Regions from separate parts of the Mus musculus genome. Here all the other regions are linked to region 3. The links are chromatin loops, found by intact Hi-C in ENCODE. Cell type or tissue: left cerebral cortex. All regions are shown on one strand. Region 1 has its middle 7.4 kb from the start of Ebf3. Region 2 overlaps Ebf3 (early B cell factor 3). Region 3 has its middle 69 kb from the start of Mgmt. Region 4 overlaps Ebf3 (early B cell factor 3). Region 5 overlaps Ebf3 (early B cell factor 3).

The links. A loop is a pair of places that touch in the nucleus more often than their neighbours do. Peaks named below come from ENCODE experiments on the same cell type or tissue, not always from the same donor. Only the 100,000 strongest peaks of a DNase experiment are listed, where the experiment ranks them.
Region 1: it touches region 3 in a loop (3-fold over the local background); 4 of 42 quality-filtered maps call a loop at or near these places.
Region 2: a loop joins it to region 3, with 5 times the contacts of the local background. A loop is called at or near these places in 5 of 42 quality-filtered maps.
Region 4: a loop joins it to region 3, with 2.4 times the contacts of the local background. A loop is called at or near these places in 2 of 42 quality-filtered maps.
Region 5: a loop joins it to region 3, with 2.0 times the contacts of the local background. A loop is called at or near these places in 2 of 42 quality-filtered maps.

Annotation. Positions count from the first base shown.
Region 1 is chr7:137,319,305-137,324,304 of GRCm38, forward strand. It overlaps a transcript of Ebf3 not described here. Among named protein-coding and RNA genes, the nearest start is that of Ebf3, 7.4 kb to the left of the region's middle. In left cerebral cortex, a CTCF peak has its summit at 2,360 (motif pointing left); a DNase peak (open chromatin) is centred at 2,377.
Region 2 is chr7:137,307,192-137,312,191 of GRCm38, forward strand. It overlaps Ebf3 (early B cell factor 3), which reads right to left. Exons shown (of 16, transcript NM_001113414.1): 5 at 2,108-2,181; 6 at 294-362. Among named protein-coding and RNA genes, the nearest start is that of Ebf3, 4.8 kb to the right of the region's middle. In left cerebral cortex, no CTCF peak of the experiment used is centred here; DNase peaks (open chromatin) are centred at 830, 1,432, 2,423, 2,580 and 4 more places.
Region 3 is chr7:136,822,682-136,827,681 of GRCm38, forward strand. No RefSeq gene overlaps it. Among named protein-coding and RNA genes, the nearest start is that of Mgmt, 69 kb to the right of the region's middle. In left cerebral cortex, no CTCF peak of the experiment used is centred here; a DNase peak (open chromatin) is centred at 3,031.
Region 4 is chr7:137,209,560-137,214,559 of GRCm38, forward strand. All of the region lies in intron 10 of Ebf3 (early B cell factor 3), which reads right to left. Among named protein-coding and RNA genes, the nearest start is that of Gm10578, 23 kb to the right of the region's middle. In left cerebral cortex, CTCF peaks have their summits at 1,879 and 3,782; no DNase peak of the experiment used is centred here.
Region 5 is chr7:137,192,544-137,197,543 of GRCm38, forward strand. It overlaps Ebf3 (early B cell factor 3), which reads right to left. Exons shown (of 16, transcript NM_001113414.1): 16 at 1,128-3,859. The coding sequence ends at 3,828. Among named protein-coding and RNA genes, the nearest start is that of Gm10578, 40 kb to the right of the region's middle. In left cerebral cortex, no CTCF peak of the experiment used is centred here; no DNase peak of the experiment used is centred here.

The sequences.
Region 1 (5,000 bases), 500 kb after region 3:
ACGGGACACCTAGCCCGCGCTGCGAGCTCCACGCAAACTCCCTAGCTGGAGAGAAAGGTGCCAGCCAAGTGATCCCGCGGAAGCAGCAGACACGACCAGGAACTCGCTCAACTGTATCTCTGGGAAGCCCCAAGACTTCAAATGGAGCCCAAAAGAGCCTGTTGTGTGCCTGGGTTCCAACAGCGTGCAAAATTAGAAGGCAAACAGTTAATTATTGTCTCTCTGCCCTTACTTTTCCCTATCTCCTTCGGTCACTTTGGCTGACCCTACAGTTCGGAGTGAGTCCTGAGGACTCTTCAGACACACCGGGAATCCCAACTCAAACACGCGGAAGCTTGGGTTTCTCCCATCCCACCTTACAACCTTAAAGGTCGCCTCTCCGAGGGGGGGGGCACTTTGGAGGAGCAACGGAGCTCTGAAAGACAGCTGGTGTGTGGCGGGGTCTCTCAGACCCGAAAAGGAGCAGCGGTTTAGCAACAAGCTGGGATTTCCCTAGCTGCGTTCAGCGGTGCTCTAAAGGCGGTCCTGTTGGATGCCCCAGAACCAGCGCCTGGGACACGGAGTCCACACTGCCTGCCCGCGCCAATTTACAAAGCAAACTTTCCCTAGAGAAGTTTTTGGATCGAACAGCGCACAAAGTGCGCCAATCAACACTTAAACAGAACCAAACAGTACAAACACGGATCGATCAGATAATTTCAGATATTATAATTGGCTTTAATTAAACACACTGCGTTCTAATTAACTCTGAAATTTTAGCATGCTTTGGGACACTGGTGTCTGATTTGATATTGTCAGTCCAGATGTCCTAATAAAATTCAATCCTCCACTCAAGACTTCAATACTCTCTAAGAACAAAATGCAAATTAAATGTAAAACCTAAAGTATCGCCAAAGGTATAATCAAGAAAGGTGTCTCAAAACTTCTCACTTTTTATTACGCAGTAGTTTAAAAATGCAGATTACATCTTAACAAGACTCCTCCAGCAAGCCATAAATCTTAACTCTTTCCTGGACGCTGATGGGTGCCATGTTCTAGCCCTCGAAAGTTTGCCAGTAGAATTCCGTATTGAAACGCCAGTTAAAGGAGTTGGGAACGGGATGAGGGTGGACCCAGAAGGGTGGCCTTTGACAGCCATTGAGGGCATGCTCTCTTCCCCTTACTTTTCTCACTCCTTGCCCCATGCATGTTAACCCAGACGCTACACTGCCATCCCTGTGCGCAGATGGGTGAAGTGGGGTTTGAGTTAACCAGACCTACTCAGATGCTGGAACTGCGATGATGCCTAAGCTGAGAGGAAAAAGAAAGCTCACTGCCCCTGGGCAGATATGGTCAACTCTTCCACCTGGCAAGAACAAACCCTTTAGCTCACGGTCAGGGGGCTTCTACGGAGGAGTATTGGGTGGCGGGCAGCAACAGGATTGCTCCTCCAGGGAAGCCAGATGTGGGCCGTGAGACCGGGTATGCCTGTGGCGACACGCTCTGCAGCGACTACATTCTTTATCAACTCCGAGGGTCTGCTAAATTTTACGGACTAGAATGAGTCCTCCTAAAAGAAAGCTATTCCCACATTAAACGTGTGTATGTTTTCCATACTAATGGAGTCACTTAAAGCTGTTGCTAATTTAACTTTTTAAAAAGGCCACACTGATGTAATTTGCATTTTCTTTAGGATATTGAAATAAAGAGAAAACTGCTGGGCGGCGAGGCTGCCCAGGGCATAGCTAGGGGCCATGCAGAAATAAAAACAGATAAAGAAAAGAAGAAAGAAAGAAACCGACTTCTCTTCTAGACTATTAATAAGCAATTTGTCCCGCTGAAATTTACATTGCAAAGAGTAGAGCAGCGGCAGCCGCAGCGGCGGGGCCAGCACAGGCCCGGGCAGGGAACTCCACAGCACTGGTGGGGGCAGCCTTTGGGCGTCCGGCTCGCCCTCCCCAGCGGTCTAAGCGCTTTTGAAGTTGGTGTTCTTGCCACCGATCCGAAGACCCTCGGCCAACAGGGTCTCTTTACGCCACTGTCAGCAGGCTCTTGCCTTTGCAGAAAGAGGAGGCTACCTGTGCCAGCGCCACCCCAAATGGGGACTCACTCGGAGGGTAATGGGTGGAGGAGTCCCTGGGAAATGACACTTTGCCCAGGGACCCCTGGACCTGAGGATCCCTAGCTCTACAACTACTGGCCAGTCCTTAAACTAGAGGGAAAATAATAAGGGTCATTTGGGTTTTCCTGCTTGGCCAAGCTGCTTCTACGGTTCAAGTGAACTGCGAGTGTGGAGCTTGTGTCGCCCACCCCCGCCACTGCCCCGCCCGCGCGCCGCCCGGTGGAGCGGCGACTGGCGAGTCTAGCGTGGGGCCAGGGCGCCATCTACGGGCGCTGCGCGGCTCAGGCCGCCGACGCCCTCGCCTCAGAGCCCACTCCACCTCCTGCCGCCGGCGGGGCCCGCGCTCGCCCGCGCCTGCATCGCGAGGCCTGCCACTTATCACAATTACCCGACGCTCCCGTGCCTTTTTGCTTATCAAACATTGCTTGCGAGTGATGCCAAGTTTTAGACAGTAGATTAAAACTTTCCAAATGAAGGCGCTCTCCTGCCTGCGATTTTTAGGGGCGAGATTAATAAAAGACACGAAATGTAAGGATAACACAATTTGATTTGTTAGTCTAACTCCGCGATTTGAGACTTGATGTCCCCAAAGACCAGGCGAGCTTTTCCCCTTTATTTATTTTTATTAAAACATCAATCTGCGCTGGAGCTGGGTGAACTCGGTTTCACCTGGAGAACATAAAATTCTCCATACCCGAGAAATAAGCACCTTTCATAAATCAATGGTATTCCTGACACATCGATCAATTTGGGGTTGTTAATCCGAAAGCAGGAGTTTTAATTGCTTCCCGCGCTCTCATCCAGGCACCGACACGCCCCCTCCTCTTCCCCGCCTTCTCCTCAAGGGTCTCACTTTTGCTGAGGCTGGGGGTGGAATAGGGATCGAAAAATCCGGGTACTTCAACTAAAGCCCCGAAACCTTGTTCTTCCCTCCATGGGGATCCTCGCTCGCCTTCCCGGGATCCTACCAGAGAAAGCCGAATGGTCACGCCACCCGAGCCGCCAAGCCTCCCTCAGTCTTCGCCCGCTGCCACCGCGCTCCCCGGCCCCACAAAAGTTCCCTGCGAGGCCAGACCCTCGCGCACCGAGGATCTGGCTCCGCATCCTGTGTCCCTCGCCCCGCCACACAGCACAGCCCACCCCTGCACCCTGCGGCCCTCCCTGGCGCCCAGGTCCCGCCGCCCGCGACGCGCGAAGTTCAACTTTGCGGGCTCTGCGGCCGCTTCGGGACCGCACTGGGGCGGGAGCCCCCGACGGGATCGCGCGGAGCAGAGCGCTTACCTGAGCCGCCGAGCCTCTACTCCGACGGGCGTGGCGGGCGCCGGGGCCGCGAGGTGCCAGCGTCGCCTGCGGCGGGCTGGAGGTGTGCTGCTCCGCGCCTCCCCACGTTCCCACCTCCGGCCCTCCGGGGAGAGCCCACGGGCCGGGCCGCGAGCGCGCCAGTGCGCACGCGCCGCGCTGCCTTCCACCGCGGGCGGTGGCGGCGACGCGGCGGGCGGGGGGTGCCGAGCAGGGAGCTAGAAGGTGCCCGAGGCGACCCCGCAGCCCGCCCGCCGCGGTGCCCCGGGGCCGCAGCTGCGTCCGAGCTAGCCGCCTGGGGGACAGGCCTCGGGGGAACCCCGAGGACCACGCACTGGGGACCCCCTCTGCCTGGAGTACTCTTTGCCAGGACTGGAGAGGTTCCTTCCTGCGGGGGGCCTAAGGGCAGCAGTAACCTGCCTTGACCCAGACAGTGCATTGGGCCCCCTCCCCCGCCCCCAAGGCGAACACCAAGTGGGTGGACACCTCTGCACTCGAGTCTAGACGCAGATCCCAGGACCCGGGTTGCTCTGCCAGCTCACTTCTGCTCTTTTAGGTAGTGTAGGTGAAGACAGCTCCCAGATGACTACTGCTAATTTAATGAGAGACACTCTGCTGAGCTGTTAGAGAGTCAAGAGGTTGTCCATAGAGAAAGCAAAACCAGGATTCCTTGGAAAGCCACGGGGGCGGTGGGGGGGGGGGGAACTACCTGGCCTCTAAGGTAGCCTTGCTTTTTTTTCCAGGACCATTTCTGCTGGTCTGAGCTTCAGCTACCCTCTGGGGGGCCAGACAACCCGACCATTCCCTCCTTCATCCACCTTTGAAGATGTCACACAGCAAATGACAAAGGTGGAAACTTTATTAGGCATCTGCAGCTACATCTTCAAGAAAAGGGGTCCACCATCCCTGACCTGTGAACCTGCCCTGAGGTTGTTGTATTGAGATGGCTTAGGTAACTGGCTCCTCTTCCTCTCTAATATATTTAATATATTCTGTCTGCTCCTTTCAACCCAAACTACGATACAAATCTCTGAATAAACAGTTTGGGGCACCCAGGTTGGTCTTTAATGGGAGCTCACACTTACCCATCTCCCCGCCCCCAGCCCAGTGCTTTAACCCCCTGTTTCTGTTCTCTACTCCTTATTTCAACCTTTTGTAATGAAAGTTGGTTGTGCTGAATCATGGAATCTTACTGGAAAAGAAAAGTTATTTTGGGCCATTTATTTAGTAAAAAGCACTCTGGAGAATGCAGCCCAGAAATGTGCTTTATTATGATAGCTTAATGTAAGACGAGAACTAAATAACGAATATTTCCCCTTTGTCATCTTCACTTGGGAATCATTTTTAATGCAAACCAGCATGAAGCCGTTTAGGCAATATACAATATTTTAAGACATAAAATTACCCATGTTTTTAGTAGCAGCTAACATGTATTGAACAGTATGGGCCAAGCATCCAAAGACAAACCCAAGCTCTTAGGAAAGGTATGGGGACATTCCCAAGAGGTTGAAGCTCCACACCTATTGTCTCATTATGATCATCATCGCTCTGACTGTGGCGTCAAGGGCCATAGGCCAGGGGTGTGCTTTCACTGTCTCCA
Region 2 (5,000 bases), 480 kb after region 3:
GGGTTTAAAGCCAGAGACTCTCTAGGCATAAAGTGCTCCTCACAGTGAGAGCAGTGGCAGATGAAACTGCTTCCCTTGACAACTCGCAAGCAATTACTGAATCCCCACAGAGCGAGCCACCGGGTTTCCACGTCAACCCACCTGTGCATGATAACACAGGCGGACAAATGGTGCAGTGCACAAGATGAGCCCAGCACCCGCCTCAAAGCTAAGGAGACACTGGAAACCAAGCAGGAAAGAGAGTCTGGTTGGTTGCTACCGTTTTGTTTTGAAAATAAAGAAGTCATCCTTACCTGTCAATGATTACAGGGTCTGAGGGTGTCTCGTTTCTATTGCCACAACTCTTCTTGTCACAGCACCGGCTGTGGGGCAATTGTAAACATGGGTTTCAGTATGAAGCTCAGCTTTCTCTGTCCAACTTATAATTTTTTTCAAAGTCTGACCATGAAGCAGTAGGAGTCAAATATATATATATATATGTACTAACTATATATATATATATATATATATATATATATATATATATATATATATATATAGTTTTCCTACTTAGGCAGCTTGACACACTTCAACCTAGTGAGTTCCATTAAACTTCTGCTGTAACTTTCTACCAGAAGGAGCAGGGTTAAAGACATCTATTATTACTAGCAGGGTAGCCAGAGCTCCTATACAAATTATAATGCTAAAATGCAGAAAACATGCTGTTGCTGTTTGTCTTTGCAATGAGCTGAGGAGAAAAGGCTGGAGGCTGGGGAATAACTTTTCACAGTCTCAGCCTTTGTTTACCTCCAATTGTCAAGCTGTTATTTCTGGAAAAGATGCAAGATGCCACCTCTAACCAATATTTCTTTGGGGCATTTATTAATTATAAGCACAAAGGCGTGCATCAATCTATCACAAACTCCTATTGTTGCTTCTTTAAGCCTACCTTAACTCTGTTATTGAAACTTTAATTAAAGCAGAAACGAAACAAAAATGTTATGCTTCTCGCATTTTAAAAAAGCATACTTGTATAATGGTTACATGTCTAAATTAGCTAAATTAACACCATATGGTAGGCAAAGTATATAAAGCCTTTTAAAGCTGACAGCTAAAGTGATTAAAGAAAGTCTACAGTCTTCCACTTAGAGCTTAAATCACATCTGTGCGCTTTCTATGTTAATTGCCGTACATGCAGAAGTGGATAATAAAGAAATTCCACTTTATTGGTTGTAATTTATATTTATTACCTGATATGAGGAAAAGTCAGCTTTTGTATATTGGTGCTGTAACAATACCTCTGCTCAGAAGTGGCATTCAGGCAACAGGCACCATAGCCGAGGAGAGTATGCCCCTCAGAGTATGGGGCCTGCTACTGTAGGCTGCAAGCCTGCACAACCTTTTCTTATTATTCCTTGCAACTATATTTCACATGCCACACATACAAAGTCAATGATGCGTTTTTATTCGCCATGTAGGGGCGAAACTCTTGTGGTAGTTAGAAAAAAAAACAGGTGGGAAATTGCTCTTCTGACAGAGATCTCAAGTAACGGCACGCTATCTAACAACAATATGAACGATGCATCGCTGCTCTAGGGAAGAGGTTAACTGACAGAATCACAATCCAATTCTCACATACACGAGCTCTGTAATAAGTACAAAAGGCTTTCCTTTTTTTTATCAATAACAGACAATTGTACGTCTCAGGATGCAAGCGTTGGAGAAGGAAATACTCAAATGAGTCCCAGTGAACTCTGACTCCTGCGCGAGGACAGATGCATCCCCTGATCTGTGTGTTTCTCTCTCTCTCTCTCTCTCTCTCTCTCTCTCTCTCACACACACACACACACACACACACACACACACACACACACTATATTGCCACGACAGGGTCAACATATTAATCCGCTCTGCTGAGCAGCGGGTTGTACTAACTATCACCACTGATGGAAAAATGAGGCCGGACACTGCTCTGGGCGGGTCTGGGCCCTCCTCCGGCCTGCTAGGTTTCTATGGACGCCCTCTCTCCCCCGCAGTTGGGCGGGATGGCCGGCGCCGGCGAGCACGGCCCGCGTCCCCGTCCCCTTAGCTGGCTGGCGCCACGGCCGCCTGCCTCCCGGGGGCTCACCTGCACATGATCTCGTGGGTCAGCAGCACGCGGCACATCTCCGGATTCTTGTCCTGGCCTTCATACACGATGGCCTGCGTTGGGGACAAGCAGAGACAGGGGTCACGCAGCGCCTACCGCTTGGGCGCCACACCGCCTCGGGCGCCGCAGGCCTCCGGGGGTGGCAGGTGTCCAGCCCCCACGAGGGGAGGCGACAGGCACACCCGGCCACCCTCCCACCCTGCCACTTCAGTCAGTCGCGGGGATGCTTCGCTCGGCCCGCCTGCCCAGCTCTTCCCATGGGTGCACCCCGGGCTTGAGCTCGGGAGGGCTGCGGGGAGGGCGAGGCAGGGCCTGCAAGAGACCGGGGCACAGCCGGCGAGGGCGCGCAGCCTCCCAGCCGGCTCCTGAAGCTTGGGCCACCGCAACCTGGCGTCGTCCTCTGGCCATTGTCTTATACGAAGGCCCGATCGCTCTATCGGAAGAAGTCGATCAGAGTGCGCTGCGACTGCGACTACAGACGCCGGGAGAGCGCTGGGCGCAGGGGCAGCCCTCCTTGCGCCACCAGGCGCTGCCCAGGCCGGGCTGCCCAGCCGCCAGCCCTGCACCCTACCGGCCGCACACACACACATCCCCCCGCCCCCCGGAGCCCGAGCAGAGGCCGGAGACTTGGGCTGCGTGGCTAGGCGTCCTCCGACAGCAGGAAGCTGTGCACGGCGGTCGCACGTGCTCGTGCCACGCCAGGGAGCTGGCGGCCCGCGGGAGGGCCGGGGCCCGGGCCCGGGGGGCGCCCCTGCCCGCGCGGCCACGTGCTTCTCGCCCGATGATATTTAGAAAGAAAAGTGCTAATGGCCAATCTGGTGTTTATTTTCAAAGTGCTAACAATGATTTTTTTTTCCTCGGGTAAAAAGGCAGTGTCTGCGCGCACGCTCGGGTGGGTTTTGAGCAGAGGCTCCGCCAGATGGTGCGAAGCCCTAGGTGCGCTCACGCCGGCGCCCAGCCCGTCTCCGCCGCCGGGAGCCCCGGCTCGGCCGCCCTCGCCGCCGCCCGCCTCGCCCAAAGAAGAGGAGAAAAGGCCACTGGGGGAGGGGCGGGAGGCGGGGGCCGCCAGCCGCAGGTTCCGGGCAGAAAATTCCTCCAAGGGGAGGGCTGCCCTCTCCGCAGTTCCCGCCCCCCCCACACCCCCTGAAAATTCTCTGGAAATTACTTCCAACCTCCTCCGGCACTTTCCTGCACTTCCAGGCGGACAAAGCCCTTTCTACTAGGCGTCCGGGGACTGGCTTCCTGGGAAGAGGGAAGAGTCTCCGCAAGCCTCGTTCCGCGGCCTGGAGCTCGGCCCGCTCGGAACCACAGAAATGGTGGGAGTCACCACAGGCCAGCGAGCCGCCTGGGGCTGCTGGGCTAGCGGCCTTGGCGACACCAGTACTTCTGAAAGAATGGCTTGTCCTCCGATGATCCCCGTATTTATATTTGATTTATTTTTTATTTTGTAGCACAAACAGAAATCCATAAACTGTCGGTTCAGCGCCATTGACTCTTTGATCAGTTACTGGGCTATTTCTTTAGTCCCCCCCCCTCCATCCCCGTCAGTGAGGAGATTAAATGCCTTTATTTTCTGCACCGTGTAGACTGCAAAGGTACTAGGCTAAATGAACAATAAAAGTGTACTTTAAAAGAAGCCTCTTGCTTCTCCCGTACATGAGGAACAGAAACTTAGCAGCGCCTGCAAAAAAAAAAAAAAAAAACCTCCTAATTAGACTACGGCGATTCTCAAAACCTTTTTGCCCGACATACAAAGGAAATAAAAGCCGCCTGACAAAAACAGCAGCCGAGTTCCAGAGCTTCTGTGAATCGGTGCAAGGCTGGCAAAAGGGCACACCACAGTCTGTGTCAGAAAAACACGTTTACCTGCCAGATCTTTGCTCCAGGAGAAAAACCACACAGCTCTGCGGCTGCAGACATTAAAACCTCATGTTCTGGCTGCCTAGGTAAGGACAAACTTTTTCAGAGAAATAAAAATGTGCAAATTGTGCTCAGAGAATAGGAGGCGTGTGTGCCGGGCTGCAGGAAGCTCTTTCCCACTTGGTTCATAATACCGAAAGTTATGAACCAAAAATGAAGAGACTACTTTCATTTCTAGTGTGACCCTGTATATCCTCCATTCTAAAACAATCAGTGCAGGGTGTGCTTAATTTAGGAATTCTATATGCATACACCCAACACTCTATTTTTAAGAACGTGGAAACAATGTCCTTAAAAACAGTAACACATCACCCAGTACAACATTAGCAGCCAGAGACTGGACACCCTCAAAAAGCAATGAGGCATCTTTCTGCAGTTAATCACATTACTGATAGCCAATAGTTATCATCCGAAAAGTTGACCAAGACAGGTTAAATAATTTAATAAGGAACTGCTTGTAATTATGTTATTTACAAGGTATGACAGAGGGTGAGAGAGAGAGCAGAGCAGTGGATGGGTTTGAGTGACCCCTGGAGCTCAGACTTTGAATTATGGAGATGGGGGGCTGAGAGGTGAAGACGGACTAGAGGGGAACAAGGTGACTTCTCACCCCAGCACATTTAACTTTTAAATCCAAATACATGGCTCGTGTTACCAGACCATGGCACTAGAAAGGAGGAGGGGAACTAACTAAGCCAGCCTAACTCGATGAGCTTTGGGACAGTCAGTTGTCTTTGTTGAGGGGAGGGGTCAGAAACCCCATGAAATGGTTTTCAAGCAGAGAAAGAAACGTTTAAAAATAAACAAGGGGGGGATCTTGGAATTTTTCTGTCAAATATTAATTACCGTAATTAATTAAGACAGAGTTTGATTCCAATCGCAAGTCATTTAATAAAGCATATATGTCCTGTTTTAATGACGGCATAAACTATTTGTAGCAACCGGTCCATTT
Region 3 (5,000 bases):
AGAGAAAGAGAGAGAGAGAGAGAGAGAGAGAGAGAGAGAGAGAGAGAGAAATCTGGGTCCTGGAAGAGCTTGGATAGGATTGATCAAGCGGATCTGGTCTTTGGCTCCTGCCCCTAGGGAAGATGATGTCTCCTTTCTGTTTCTAGATGGAGTGGTGATACCTGTGGGGCTGTTCTACATTCCCAGGAATCTAGCAGCCTCAGTTTACTTCCACTTCATTTTCCCATGGCGGCATACTTATGGCACTCACTAAGTGACCTACTCACAACATGCACCTTGACCTCTTTAGGGGAAAGACTGCTCAGTCATCTACAGAAGTCTCTTGGCTATAGTCAAAATTCTGTCCTCCAGGCCAGTGAGACGGATCCAGGAGTATGAGTGCTTGCCACCAAGCTGACAAGTTAGTTGCAACCCCAAATCATACATGAACCAACTCCTGACAGTTGTCTGAGGCACATGCACACAGGCACACACATGCTCATGCACGGGCACGCGCACACACACAAGTCAATTTAAAAATAAGTATTAAAATAATTTTGTCCTCTGATTTGGGAGCACGAGCTCATCTGTAGTGAGCCCCTCGCTGTCGGGGTTCACAGCTTTTAGTATTTACAAGCAGCCTCCCAACAGCCCCAGATGACAAGAACCTTCCTCTTGCTTCTGCTCTCCCGGCAAGATTTTTTTTAACGAACATGCTATTTATAAGTAGACAGGAGATGTATGTAAGCTGTGAGAGCATATTTATTTACTGTATATGCAGTCTTCTAAAATAGTGCATGGCATGAAACAGAGCAGCCTGCTACGATTCCAGGCGTTTTGTGGAAGAAAAAGAATGACCCCGAAACACAAAATCTTGAACAAACAAAAACGCTGGTTCTTTAAGGAGGCGGCTGAGCCCTCTTGCAGCAGAGGTGGACGCCTCCGCAGACTCACTGTGCTCAACATGAACTTAGCCACTGTGTTTCCTGGACTCTGACGTGTATGTGATTTTTCTCGCAAAGGTTCTCACCGAGGTAAATAAAATTGTAGAACCTTGGAAACACGCTATTATTACAGCCAGAGAGAAGGTGGGCAGAGTGGGAAATGCCTCTCTGAGGGATAAATTACATGTGATGAGGGCTAAAAGAATACAGCTCCTATTTCAGGAACTCTTCCAGGCAGAGATTTGGCAGTTTTAGCGTTCCTTTCAAGACAATACACGCACACCAAAAACATTATTCTCCACAGAGCGCCCCAGAGGCCACAGTCGTCACGTGGACGCCGTGGTTTCTCCATTCCCTCAAATTCAACACCGATCTTCTTTATTAATTTTAATTTGTCATCAATAGCCTGACAGGCATTCTTTCGGCAAGAAATACTGCAGTAAGCTGTTTCACCCACTGTGGCAGCTATTAAAAGTAGGAGGGTGATTAGCAGGAATGAGGTCGAACTGAATAATGCCAGTATAAGTCGCTACCGTGATATGTGAAGCACAGGAGGGTTTGTTATGTTCCATGAAATGTAATTTAAAAACGGGACACCAGCACCTGCTTTGCTGGCTCCTGGGCTGCTCAGATCAGTTGAGCATCCTCCACTATGTTTACCATTTACTAGGATTGTAATAACTACACTTAAGATAAACTTAATTGTTGCCGTCTATTTCACATACACGGGGAAGGTAAATGCATCATGATGTGATTGGGCCAGATGAGACAAAGCAAGGTGATTTAATCAGCCATACCGGCGATTGAAAAATTAGCTTTCATAACCTTCTTGCAAAGACCTAAATAAACACAGTTCTCTGATGAGCTGCGTGTTCACTAAACAAGGATAGCATCAGGATGCTAAGAGATGCTTCCATTCATACAGAAATCCTGAGGCATTCCAGTACTTGTGTTAAGAAAATTGTGAAATGTTTATAGACATTAGACATGTAGCCCTTACCTGTATTCTTTTGGAAAAAAAAATCTCTAACCCAAGCATGTAACCTGGGATGATTGCTGGCCCAGAAATTCCAATCTCCAGCCTCTTGCTGAACTTTTAAAGAACTTAGATGCGCACAGTTACCTCCAGCCATTTAAAACTTCGTGAGATTTAAACCAGGGACTAAGAATAGAGAAAATGTATTTTAAATGTACAGTATATTTTCAACACCACAGCCCAGGGGGCAAAACAGCTACCAACAGTCTTTTTCTGAGTGTGCTCCTGGTCAGTTGGGCTTCATGCTAAATGTCATTTAGACTGCTTTGTCGAAGGTACCACTCACACTTGGTGTGTAGGTCATTTGGAGCACACTATAGCCAGCAGGGCAGGGGCACGTGGACAGCACAGAACACTGGCTCATTATCTGTCAGCTCAGTAGCAATATGGTCCAGCCTCTTGCCTATGGGATACCACCCTGGTTGCACAAATGTACAGGCTCAAGGACAAATCTGTTCAATCCATTTCATACCTGCACATCTGTGCAAAACAGTAAAAAAAAATTAAAATTAAAAAAAATTAATTTGCTTACCCATTCTGAAGTGGGTACTTAAAACTACAGGTTGGCAAAATTTTTCAAAAGGATCCTAGAAAACTATTTTTCTGTATTTAAAGAAATAACGTGTTTGAGTAGGGTTTTTTGGGGGGGGGCTAGGGGGTGCAGTCTGAGTAGCTTGTGAGATGAAATGAACTCCAGCCGAGGAAGCTAGTCACTGGTTGTAGAGATTTTTATCACAAGGCAGAAGTGTAATGAGCAGCCCCACAAGTCTGCCTTTGGACCTAAAAACAACGCAGGAGATAAATACCACCCCCTTCCCACAGTTGCTATCTTGTAAGCGGTGGGGCTTGGTCTCAATGCCAAGGGAATATTCGAAGAAAGATACAGGGAAGGATGCGTGCCTCAGACAGTTTTCCTGCCCAGAACCGCTGGAATCCAGCAGAGCTACAGGAGGCAATTTGAAAAGCAGTTTCTCCAGCGTCAGAGCCTGTCACATCAGACGATCAGACAAATTTTATAAGGAAACCAATGAATGCTAAATATTGCCGTCCGGTTTGCGGAACCCAGGCTCCCATCTCACCCAAGGAAAAAGAAAAAGAAAAACCCGAGCAGCCTGGTACCCAGAGGCACTCTGTTCCCACTAGCCCCACCCCACGGGCGCCACTGGGCTTTTACATAGCCGCTCCATTTGAATCCATGATGGGCCCGGTGTTTGTAATTCGACATCAAGCAGCCGCGGTGTCGTCTGGCGTTTATTTGTGCTGTTGTTTTGGCAGGTTATCCAAGGGGCCCTTCTCATCTGACATGTCAGGTCGACAATCAAACAAAGAGCACCAGTGAATTCACTTTTACAGTTAGGCAAGCTGAATGCTATTACCCGTGTATTTTGTCACCGACCTGCAGATTCCTGCCTCTAATCTGCCATCGGATGGATGCTACAAAGTGAAGAGTCGGGGACATGCGTGTCCCGGTAACTACCTGCTGCCAGCTATTATTGTAAGGATCCTGTGATTTTCTTTATTCTGAGTAGAGAAAACAAGGCAGCTCGTGTAATAAAAAGGCATATCAACTAGTCACTTCCCTGGCAGATTTGTCACTCGTGTGGATATAGTCAAGGAGGAGTTGTTGTTGTTGTTGTTGTTGTTGTTGTTATTGTTGCTGCTGCTACTGCTGCTGCTGCTGTTGTTGAACCAAAGGATGTATACACTTCAATATAATGTTGTAAACCTGGAGTGTGTGTTTCAAATAAAACCGTTTTTAGTACCATGTATGCTGGTAAACAAAATAAAAGCGCACATACCTTATAAAGAACTGCCCAAACCCACATACCCGTGCAGAATGCAATCCACAAATCACTCCCTGACAGAAGATATTTTACGTTATATGATTTTGGGGTGAAAGTTATTATATTTTTATTCCTAAATCACATTAGCATAGCCACAAAACCATACATTATCAAGGCTTTCCAATATGCTTCTAAATACCCTCTAATGATGGATTGTATCTTAGGGCCTCTTGAGGACCCACAGTTAACTCTATCATCATAAGTTGTGAATTAAATTGCAAAAAAAAAAAAAAAAAAAAAAAAGTCAAGTGTTTCTGGTAATTCTTTTATTTCTCCACGTGGCACAATCAGATCGATTCCCATCCCCTGTTCAGTGCATAAATATATCTTTGGAAATAATCTGTCACCAATAAAATGTTTCTCCCTCACCTGATTCTAATATCTGTTTTAAAATTAACTGGGAGGGGCTCCTAAAAGGTGACTATTCATCTAGCCATCTCTCAGAAGTTGTAAAGAGGGGTCCCTCAAGCTGCTTAATTGCAGGTAATCTGTTTACATCTTGCCTTTTGTGTTTTGAAAAATCATTGGTGACTTCTACAGGAGCCTCCCTTACCGCAAACCCAGGCCCTCCAGGTATGTCCACGGGACCAAAGCAAGGAACAAAGAACCCGGTATCTTGGTGTTCTCCCATCCAGAGCAGGAGTTGAACAATTCCAAACAATAAAACCCGGCCCAAACAAAGAGTGATTAATGACTCGAGGAGCTGCGATGCCCAACGACCAGAGAGGCTCAGAGTGGGTCTTTGAAGGGGAAATGAAAAGAGTTTCAGGCTTTAAATATTTACCATTTCATTCATCAGTGGAGCATGTAAACGCAGAAACAAATATTCAAACATGGTTTTCCCCAGACTCTATCCCCCCACATCCTACTCACTCGTAATGCCTGTTTATGGCAATCAGCATAATGGAAGTCGCACAAGAAAACAGGTTAGAGACAGCGACAATTATTCAATGGGAACTGGGCGTTCCCCTCCTGAATTTTGTTTGCCACCGGAGTTTCCCTTGGGTTCCATGGGGCAGCGTAACATACCCAGGACTGGGAACCAAAGTTCTAGTTGTATTTTCCTGTGTATTTACAATACATTATTGAAATGTGGACCATCTCCATAGGAGCATACATACTTTATTATCGTCCAGAGGGGGCACAAATAGGAAACGCTCCCGTGACTACCCCATCCTTCATCGCCTAATGCCTGTT
Region 4 (5,000 bases), 390 kb after region 3:
CTGTGCCATAAGATATTAACATTCCTCATTTAGTGGAGGGCCTTTTATCTGTTTCAAATACATTATTCGTCCTTTTGGAGATAAACTGTATTAATATCCATTTGAGTAGGCTACTGTGGCCTAATGCATAGTAATTTTTGTTGGAGAGCTTTTATTTTAGAATAAGAAAATTACACAGCAATAAAACCTGAATGAATCAGAAGCTAGAATGGCCGGGAATCACATTCCATGCCAAATGAGGCAGGCAATCAGGCAGCCTGTGAAAGGCCAGATATCCGGCTATCATATGCAGGCCAGTCTCCAGTGTGGGTCCTACAAATAGAGCCTGACATGGCCACATAGACTCGATTCCGCACGCCGGATAGCCTGCAGCTTGTGAAGGGCGCATATTTAAATATATTCAAGTGTACTGGAGTTAATCTCGTTACTTTACATGCATTGAAGTCATAACAGAAGAAGCGTTCTAAATATTTAAGTCATGCCCATGTACTGGGGGATTAATCATAGCGCAATTGATAACATTTTAACGGGCTGTGCTGTCGGCTCAAGTTGGGATTGCCAGAGCTAATGTGGCAGCCGAAAATGGCATCAGGCTTTGAGCTGCAGCTGGGGCCAGAGTAGCTCCAACTGGCCTGCTGCAATTAGAAACGTACCAATGGGCAACCGTGCTGGGTTTTTCTTTCTTGTGACATCAGTCATTGGAGTTTACATTTTGAAGGCTGAACTGTCTTTGTCAGCCAGCCCTGCTCAGGGGTCTGTGTTGTTCTCCAACATCCCAAAATGTAAATGGCTTTCGCCAGACTTCAATGGCTAATCCATTGGTGTGTAAACCCTATTCACTTATGTGACAAGGGGACATGCTCCTGACCACAGATGACATGTAGAAGACATTGCAGATCAAAAAACAATGTTAGGGATAGGATACTTTCCTACAGAGAAAAAACTCCTAGGAAGGAAACTAAGCCCCAGGAATTTTTGAAAGGCCAACCCATTCACCAGAAATTTACTAAGCAGCTACTATGCTTTCAGGGCTCAGCTGTGCCTGCATCCCAGTGGTGTGAAACCTGTCCCCAAGGGCAGCTGTCAAGAGCCAAAAATGTTGTTGTGGACAGCTCTCCACACTCACACACCCCAGTCCTGGGGACTCCTTGGTGGTAGAAGTGGACAGGACCATTGCATGAAGGAGGGGCCGCAGTGACAAAGCTTAATTGTGACAACAACCTCCTGAACACCTTGCCTCCATTCCAGGGAGACCCGGATCCGGCTGCCAGCCAGGGAGCAGTGGACCACCTTTAAAGACTGCTGGAGTAATTGCTCTTGCAGCACAGTTGTATCTTTAAAACGGTGACATTAAACACACGAGGGGGAGACTCCTAGGTAGGAAACAGCTGCTTTTAGCACCATCTTTCCACCCTGGAAGCTCAAGCCAGCATGCAGGTTGCAGTGCAGCAGAGTCTCCTGCCCAAAAACCCTGACTCCAACAGTAACAACAGGAAGACATTCATTTGCTCCATTCCAGCTGCTGGCTACAGCTATTAAGTGAGCCCCAGTTTCATTTCAATAATGATCGGCTTCCTGTAACTTCCCAATCATGCATTTGTCATAATGCAGTAATTTTCTTGCTACAAACAGATCCTCATAATGAGGCCGTTTTTCACATTAGCAACATAACTACATAATAAGAACATCTGTAGTTCCTTTTCCGAGGGACAAGAACGTACTTCAATTAAGGCAATGGGTTTGTTAAATAAGATATAGTATATTTTACTAACAGGGCTACCCAGACCCTGCCCCAACAGACTACAAGCCGTCAGTGTGCCTGAATGAACACAGGTTGTAATGTGTAAAAATTAAATAAAGTAAAATTAAATTGCTCAATACAAAGACATTCCTCTAGAGGGTGTTGGTGATTTTAGTGACAAAGTGCTATTTGCTGACAAGTAGTTTACACATTAACCAGCCGAATCCAAGGGGGAAAAATGCCAATAGCAATTATATCACCTTGAGGTTATTAAATGTCCCACTGATAAGTAACTAGGTGAGCTTGACCAGGTGATAAAGACTGCTGAGAGCAAACGATTGCTTGTGAAGAATGCTTCTCTGCCCCGCTGTTTCTCCAGATAGCTTTTCTTTCAAAAATGACTGTATAAAAAGTTGCATTAAAAAATGTGTGGCTTCGGAAGTCAAAATTGATACTTAGCCGCCCCCACACCCCATGTCCCCCCTGCTCCAGCTAGAGCACTTTCATCATTCCACCTCAAAACACTACACAAAGTCCCCAAATGTCTGGGTTTTTCTCTCCCCCTTTTTTAGGCTTTAAAATGATGCTAAGTTCTCCACTTTATCATCAACTGTCTCCTGCAAGCGCATTTCATCTATAAGAAATTCAGATGCTCGGGAAATTAAAATTTCAAAGATCTGCTGCAAAAAAAAAAAAAAATCAATGGGGCAAGATCAATGCTCATAGAAATTTCATGAACTTTGAACTGATCCGGGCATGATGATGAGGGGTGGCTGGAGTCGCAGGCAGCTGACGGCTTTTAGTGTGGATGAGAAGCAGCCGGACAGCGGGGAGGAGTGCCACGGTTTACCTGGGCTTTTGCTTTCATATTTTGTTGGACAAAAATTTTTAATTTTTAGTCTATTCCAGTAACAAGCAGAAACAGGGGGTGAAAAATCCTCCTTCCCAACCCAGTGTGTGGATCTCCCTGCTTAGGAGCACCTAATGCTTTGCACACTAGCGCAGCCACAAAATGAAATCGGTTCCCTTTGCAGCCGATTGCAGGTGCAAATTAATATTGTAAAATGAAGATCAATACATGGACAGGGCCAAATCAATAGTGGCTAAATTATTGCTGCATTTTCCTCCTCATTCAAGATGAGTTGTGTTTTCCTCTCAAAGTCAATACTTCGCAGCTTTTCTCATTAATTTCTCAATAAATTTGGCAATGAATTTCAATCACAGAACTCGGCAGGGTGAGCTAAGCATTGTGGTGTGCATGGGAAACACAAAGGCCACACAGTCCCCACATCGCTCACTGGGGTGCTTGGCCTGGCTAAGGGACAAACAGTGAAGACGTAGGTCACCCTTCTGCATCTAGAAGCCAACTCCAAATTTGATGTCTCCTGTGAGTTGCTTGGGACTTGTCTTGTGTCTGCTCTGGGCCACTGTGGGGGGACACATTCCCAATGCCAGGCCCACCTAGGGTCAGTCTCAATTTCCCATCAATTCCTCCAGAATTTACCGTATTCCATCAGCATGTCTTCTTGGAATAAGAAGAGCACCACAGTTGACTTCTAATTGGGATTTGGAGCCTCCCTGCACACTCGGGGAATTCTGTTCTGGTATTCATACAGGCAGCCCAACCGGGCCTACTGCACAGGGACCCACTTCCATTCACCACTGCCTGGCAGCGGATGGCAGTATTGTGATATGACACCAAATGCAGAAAAGGGGGCAGCCCATCTTCCTTGTTACCAAAATAATACCCTTGCTGACAACTATTGGACTGCATTCAAACACTTTTGTTTACATTCCTCAAAGAATGCATTGGATTGTGGCTTGCATAGGCATGGGGGAACTACACCAACCAAGCCCAGTCCTGTAGCTAAAGAAAACCCAGGCCCTGGAGCCTGCGCTCTCCACACCACACCTGTCCATCTCAGGATGGTCCAACACAGACACACCCCAGACTAAGGTCTGCCAATCCCTGATGTGACACCCCCATTCCCAAAGCTGCAGTTTTAACCAGCTCTCTAGGCAGAGAAGTATGGTCCAAAGGGAGGCAGCAGTGAGTAAAACCACCCTCAATATCATGCAACCACTAGAAGCTTCCATATGTCACTCTCTGCTTCAGGAAAGCAAGTTCCCTGTGTCCTCATCCTCTCAGAGATTTCATGGGAGGTGGAAGGAGGTCATAAAAGCCAAGAGAGAAACACACACTGTAGGCAGCAATAGATATGCACACTTAAAACCAGCAGGAAGAAGATCTCAGTGCAGAGTAGGGTTGCAGAGCAAGCTTGGGAAGCCAGCTCTCCCAGGCTGCAGACACCCTGGCTGTGGAGTAAGATAAAGGTCCCTCTTGAGGGCTGAGTGTCCCTGCTCCCATTGTGAAAACCCCTACTTCCTGGAAAGTGTAAGGAGGGCCACTTCAGCCTTGTTCAGAGCAGTGTGTGTAGCTGGTGCTTAAAGGTACTGAGGCACAGTGGTCAGGCTTCTGGAAGGTACCAGAGCTACATGACAAAGCATCTCTATCAAGCATCTCTAATTTCGAGGCACAACATGAGCATCATGCTTGTCTTACATCTGCATGGATTTGTTTTTAATATCTCTATGTCCATCAGTCTATACACACAAAAGCAACCGTGTGGTACATCTATTCAATGGGATACTACTAAGATTTGTAAAGACATGTCTCTGGACACATGCCACAGTGGAACCCAAGAACATCATATGCTATGTGAAAGAAGTCAGCCCCAAAGGCCGTGTGTATTGTATGATCTGCTCCTACAGGAGTGGGAGAGTTAGACCAGTAGCCGCCAAAGCCAGAGATGGGAGGGAACAATGAGAATGTGGAGCACAGTTCAGGGAAAAAAACACTGCGATAGGTTTACAACAATGTGCACATAAAAAACTTTTGAGCCAGACAGTGGTGGTGCACACCTTTAATCCCAGCACTTGGGAGGCAGAGGCAGGCAGATTTCTGAGTTTGAGGACAGCCTGGTCTACAGAGTGAGTTTCAGGACAGCCAGGGCTACACAGAGAAACCCTGTCTTGACAAAACAAAAAACAAAAACAAAACCAAAAACAAAACAAAACCACCTTTTGTTTCTCAGCTTCTCCTCACTGTCTTTGTACATCAACTGTACTCAAAGCAGATGTGAGGTCCCTAGCATTTACACCCCCATGTTGACTGTGGCACTATTCACAATAGCCAAGATATAGAGCCAGCCTAGGTTCCATCAGCGGGAGACAATAGGAAGAAGCACATGCACGCTAT
Region 5 (5,000 bases), 370 kb after region 3:
AAATGAGGCATTAGATTGAAGCCCATTTCAAGTGCTTTGAATAATCTTTAAAAGCCTGAAAGACCTTAGAGAGACCTGACAATACTCCGCATGCGGTTTTTTTTTTTTTTTTTTTTTTTTTTTTTTTTTTTTTTTGAGGATTGGTTCTTGCTTCTGGTTTGAAACGCAAGCTTTTGAACTTCTTTCTGTCCAGGTCAACAGACCCTATCACACTAGCTCCAAAGACCTGAGCAGAGTTCTTTGGGCAACCCGTTCCTTGGCCCTGGTGACTCAGGAAGGCCTGAAGTGGGCTTTGTGCCATAGGAACCTGTTTCTTTACTGTCTCTTTAAGGCCCGCCAACAAAGGCTCAGCACTGACTGGAGGGAAAGGTATTCACAAGTTTCATTCTGTTTTGAATAATTGTTTCCTGTTTTGCTCAGCAGAACAAGTAATTAAGATGACATTTGTGAGTACTAATTTAGATCACACTTACTGAACGGGTGACAAAACTGCAAGCCAAAACATGTAAAGCCTGCCTGCCATTGAGGAGAAACTGCAGCGTGCTGAGCGGAATCGAATGAGATACAGAAGGCAGGCAAGGGCTGTGGAAATTAGAACCTGTGTTCATGGAGAATGTCAACGTCACTGGAGTCCCAGCCTTGACCATCATCTATGTGTAGCCACCAGTGGCCAGTGCAAGACACCTTAGTGACACACAACACTACAGGCATCCTTTTTATCACCCCATGGGCCATTGTGTCTGGCTAAATCTCCAAGCCCCATAGTCATCCCTGATCTGGTTCTTGCCAAAAAGTCCATGAGGATGTAGAAAGCAGGGACAAGAGAGTATTGGGGGAGCCAGAGCAAGCACTATCCCGCCATCCAAATCAGAAGCCTACTACCTAGCCGCCTCCAACTTCAGGATCATTTACAGGGCACCCCAGTGCTGCTGTGACCCAGTGGTGGTGACAGAAACAGTCAGGCCCAAGCGTGTAGACACCAAATCTTCTGATGGCACCTGTGGCATCACAGCCACCTCGGAACTATGCTGACTGAGGGGATGAGAATTCTGGAAGGTTCTTTGAAACCATTTAGATCTTGGCGAGCCCCAGCTCTGGAGCTCAGGATGTGGAAATGAAACCCCCAATTCATTTGTCAGTCATTTTAATAGTCAAAACAGATAAAACTACCAAAAGTGAAATTCACAGACAAGAAATACTTTAATTAAATATTGTGTAAAATGAACATTTTATACAGTTAAATATCTGAAAAAATGTACAGATAAAACAATCTTATTGTAGGGTCTCTGACAGCAAAATCTACCATTTAGTGAAGCTCTCGGTTTTTTGACACAATGAAGCAATGAGGGCGTTGGCTAGTTGATCTACAACACAAACCGGGTGCGGGCATGAGGACACTTGCTAATGTGCACGTGAGCTCTTTTTAGGTCAAACCCTTACTTACACAAAATAAATCGAGGCAATTTAGTTCCAAAGTGACTTCTCAGGCTGTTCGTGTAGCTAAGCCCTGTCAGCAGCCACAAAGCCAGAGTGTGGCCCACTGACCCTTGGGGACATTCCGTTTCTCTTACTGAGTCCCTTGAATGAACGCTTTCTAAGCTCTATGTTGTCTCTTTGTGAAGGTGTGTGTCTAGTTTTTTTATAATCCCCTCCTTTTTGTTCTAAATGTGACTTCTGCTGCTGTTCGCAAAGCACACGCTGTCTGCAAGGGCGATGAGTGGGAAGGAAGGACAGAGTCCTGAAGTCCTGACTCTTGGTCTGACGGTGGGTTTGGCACTAAGAGGCAGAGTGTCTGAAGGAGGTCTTTCCAGTTAAAAAAAAAAGGACAGGCAGTGCTGTGGGATCTGACCACACAAAGGTCCTGTTTAAAATCAAAACGTACTAACCAGCAGTGTCCCCGATACCTCTCCAACTCCAAGGGGAGCTTAGAGGACCGAGAGCAGCAGACAGACCCAGGAAGAAGTGACTGGCGGACTGGAGGTTTGTGCTTTTGGTGTGTGTGTGTGTGTGTGTGTGTGTGTGTGTGTGTGTGTGTTCATCATCCATCTCCAGATATTAACAATTGTGGTATGAGCCTGTGATAAAATAGCACAGAAGTTCTTCAAAGAAGTCCACTTTTAAGGCATCAGAGAAGTTAATGTGGCAAACATTTGTAATTAAAACGTCGGAAGTAAATTTTATTTTAAACTTTAGGCCTCTGAATTTTTCCAGTAAACACAGTTCAGCTATGTGGCAAAGTCATAGGTGGCAGCTAAAATGACTTTTTTTTTTTTACATTCTACGAAAAAATTAAAAATTAAAAATTAAATAAGGACACAGCCCGGACGATGTGGCCCCTTCACGGCCGCTTCACATGCACAGAACCTACCAGAATTTGTCTCGGCCGCTGACACCGTTTTCTTTTGACTATACAACAAACTTTTCTTTTCAAAAGTATTTGTTCAGATAACTTAAAAATAATATAAAAATAAACAATGAATTTGACTTTTCCTCAACATAAAAAAAAGGGGTGGGGGGTGGAAAGTCTAAACGATAGCAAATGGTTTAGGTACAAATGAAATGTAAGGACATCAGTTTATCTCAACAAAACAGATCCAACAGACAGGTCTTGGTATCTGCCCTTCCCCTGTGCGACAACACTGGGCAGGGATCAAACACCAAAACAGACGTGAAAAAAGAAGGCAGGGAAAGCAATGTACAAAATTTCAAAGATAAATACAATATTTATAATTAATATGTTACAAAATAAAGTCCCTTAGCAACTGCAAGTGTTCATGGGAAAGGAAGTGTCGCATGGAAGAAGAGCATTTTATCCCCTATAAGACCCATAAGGAATAAAACTCGTTTTTCTAAATATTTTAAGTGGATCTGAAAAAAATTCAAGACAAGTGTATAAATATTTAGCTACAACTTTGGCAAAATCACAAAAGTCTACAATTTTATAACCACATACAAAACACATCGGGGAAGAAGGGTCTAGGAGTCCAAAGGACAATTTCAGGTACAAGAAACATAGACCTCACAGTAGCCTAAGAATGCAATAGGTTTACAGTGCGCGAAAGTTGAAAAATGTTGCTGATCGCACTTGCTTTAACAGGAAGCTCTAGGTGGGAGAATATTGGAACCAACAGACAGTAGCATATTTTTTTTTCTCTGTCAGTGTGCTTGTTGAAGGCAAGAGATTCGATATCAAAGTTACAATTTCTAACTACAATAAGTTACAAAGTTTCATTTCATTAAGATGAAGTTAAGCAATGATAAACCCTCCCTCCCTCCCTGCCACCCCAAATTCACCTAGTCATATCCTCGTCTGTTCCAGTTAATGGCTCATACCTCCTTGGCCCCCTTTTATTCACCACAAAAAAATATTTCACATTATAGAGATACACAACCATTGTGAATCTAAATATGAGTACAGAAAAAATGTCTCGAGGGTTTTTCTTCCTCACTGTTGCATGGGCATCAAAACGGTGCATATTCACGAAGCTTCTCCCCACACAGATAGCACGCACTAGACAGCCAAGACGGAATCAGAAACTTTATACAAAATAGGCGGTGCTTTGTTTCCTTAATCTTCAGGACTGAGAAATGTGAAGGTATGAGAAGAGTTCAGTCAATAAAGTGGAATTGTTCATGAAGGAGTGGGCTTGTTCGCGGCTTGATTCTTAACAGTTTAAATAAAATCTTTAAATGTCTTTTGTAGCATTCAACTGTGGCTGATTTTTAGTTTTGAAGATAGTGTTTCCATCAGCACATCTTAACACACTACACGTGTCCCCTGAAGTCCGTCCTTGGATGCTGGGTGCTGCGAAGGCAAACAGAGCCCCTCACATGGGCGGGACTACCAGCCCAGACATAGCTGCAAAAGAGAAGGAGACAGAAGTTAATGCGACCACCCCACGCGCACCCTCAAGTGGGCCCAGCTTGCTCCTCCTGTGCTGGGATTCACAGGGAGGCCATACTTGCTCAACTCCCTGCTATATACAGTCAGTTCTGCTGGTGGCACTGGTGTTGGTAAGTCTACTTCTTAGGCTGAGGGCACACAGGTGGCAGGAGTCCCGCAGGCCTGTCTGGCGCTGCAGCCCTCTGCAAAGGCCTTCTCTGCAGGAGGGAGGACGGGCTTCTACTTCACAGAAATGTCTCCACATCTTGTTCAAAGCAAAGGGAAGGCCTACTCTCTGCAAAGACAGGAACCAGCCTGGCCGTGGCTTGAAGGCTTGCTTTTCCTATGTGAAATGGAGACTTGCCTCAGTTTCCCCCTCTGCCTTTGGACCCAGGCTCTGACCTCCTACCAGCAGCTCTGTAGCGTAAGGGTGAGTCAGGCTCTCAGATCAAAGCCACACAGGGCCCAGCTGCTCTGGAATCTCATGGCCACGGAGTGGTGGAGGCAGCCTACCACCTCAGGGTGCTGTTTTCTCTTCAGAGAATAAGAGAAGCTTGGCACAGAAGCACCAAGTGCAGCCAGCTCTGGAGTGAACTCCTGGTCCGAATGTAATTTAAAATCTTTTAACTCTGGTGTTGTTTAATTTTTGTCAGAATGACTGTTCTCATTAATTTATGTATAACATATTAATACATTTGTTCATGTAGTGATGTGAGCTTCAATTTCTCAGTCCATTAATTTCAACGATATTAATTTATCTCCGACTCACCGTTACAACTTTATGGTTTGTCAGGCCCCTGTGTACACACTGCTTGTGTGGTACGACCTAGTCGGCCTCGATGCTGGGGCATGTCCACAGACACCTCCCCTCACTGCCTGCCTGCTAAGCAGCGCTGGCCTGGTGCCCAAGGCCAGCTCTGAGGCCGGCTGGCGGCGCCTAGGGCCTGGGCTTCCCGTCAGAACTGACAGGTGTTGTGAAGACAATGAGTTCAAATCATTGATACCTTTCCAGTTCCTTTTTTGAGCATTAGTTCATCAAAGTGGAATATACCACCGACTTCACAAAAGGGCCAGTTTGTCTTCTCCACGGTTGCGTCCTCGGCACCCAGCAGAGAGC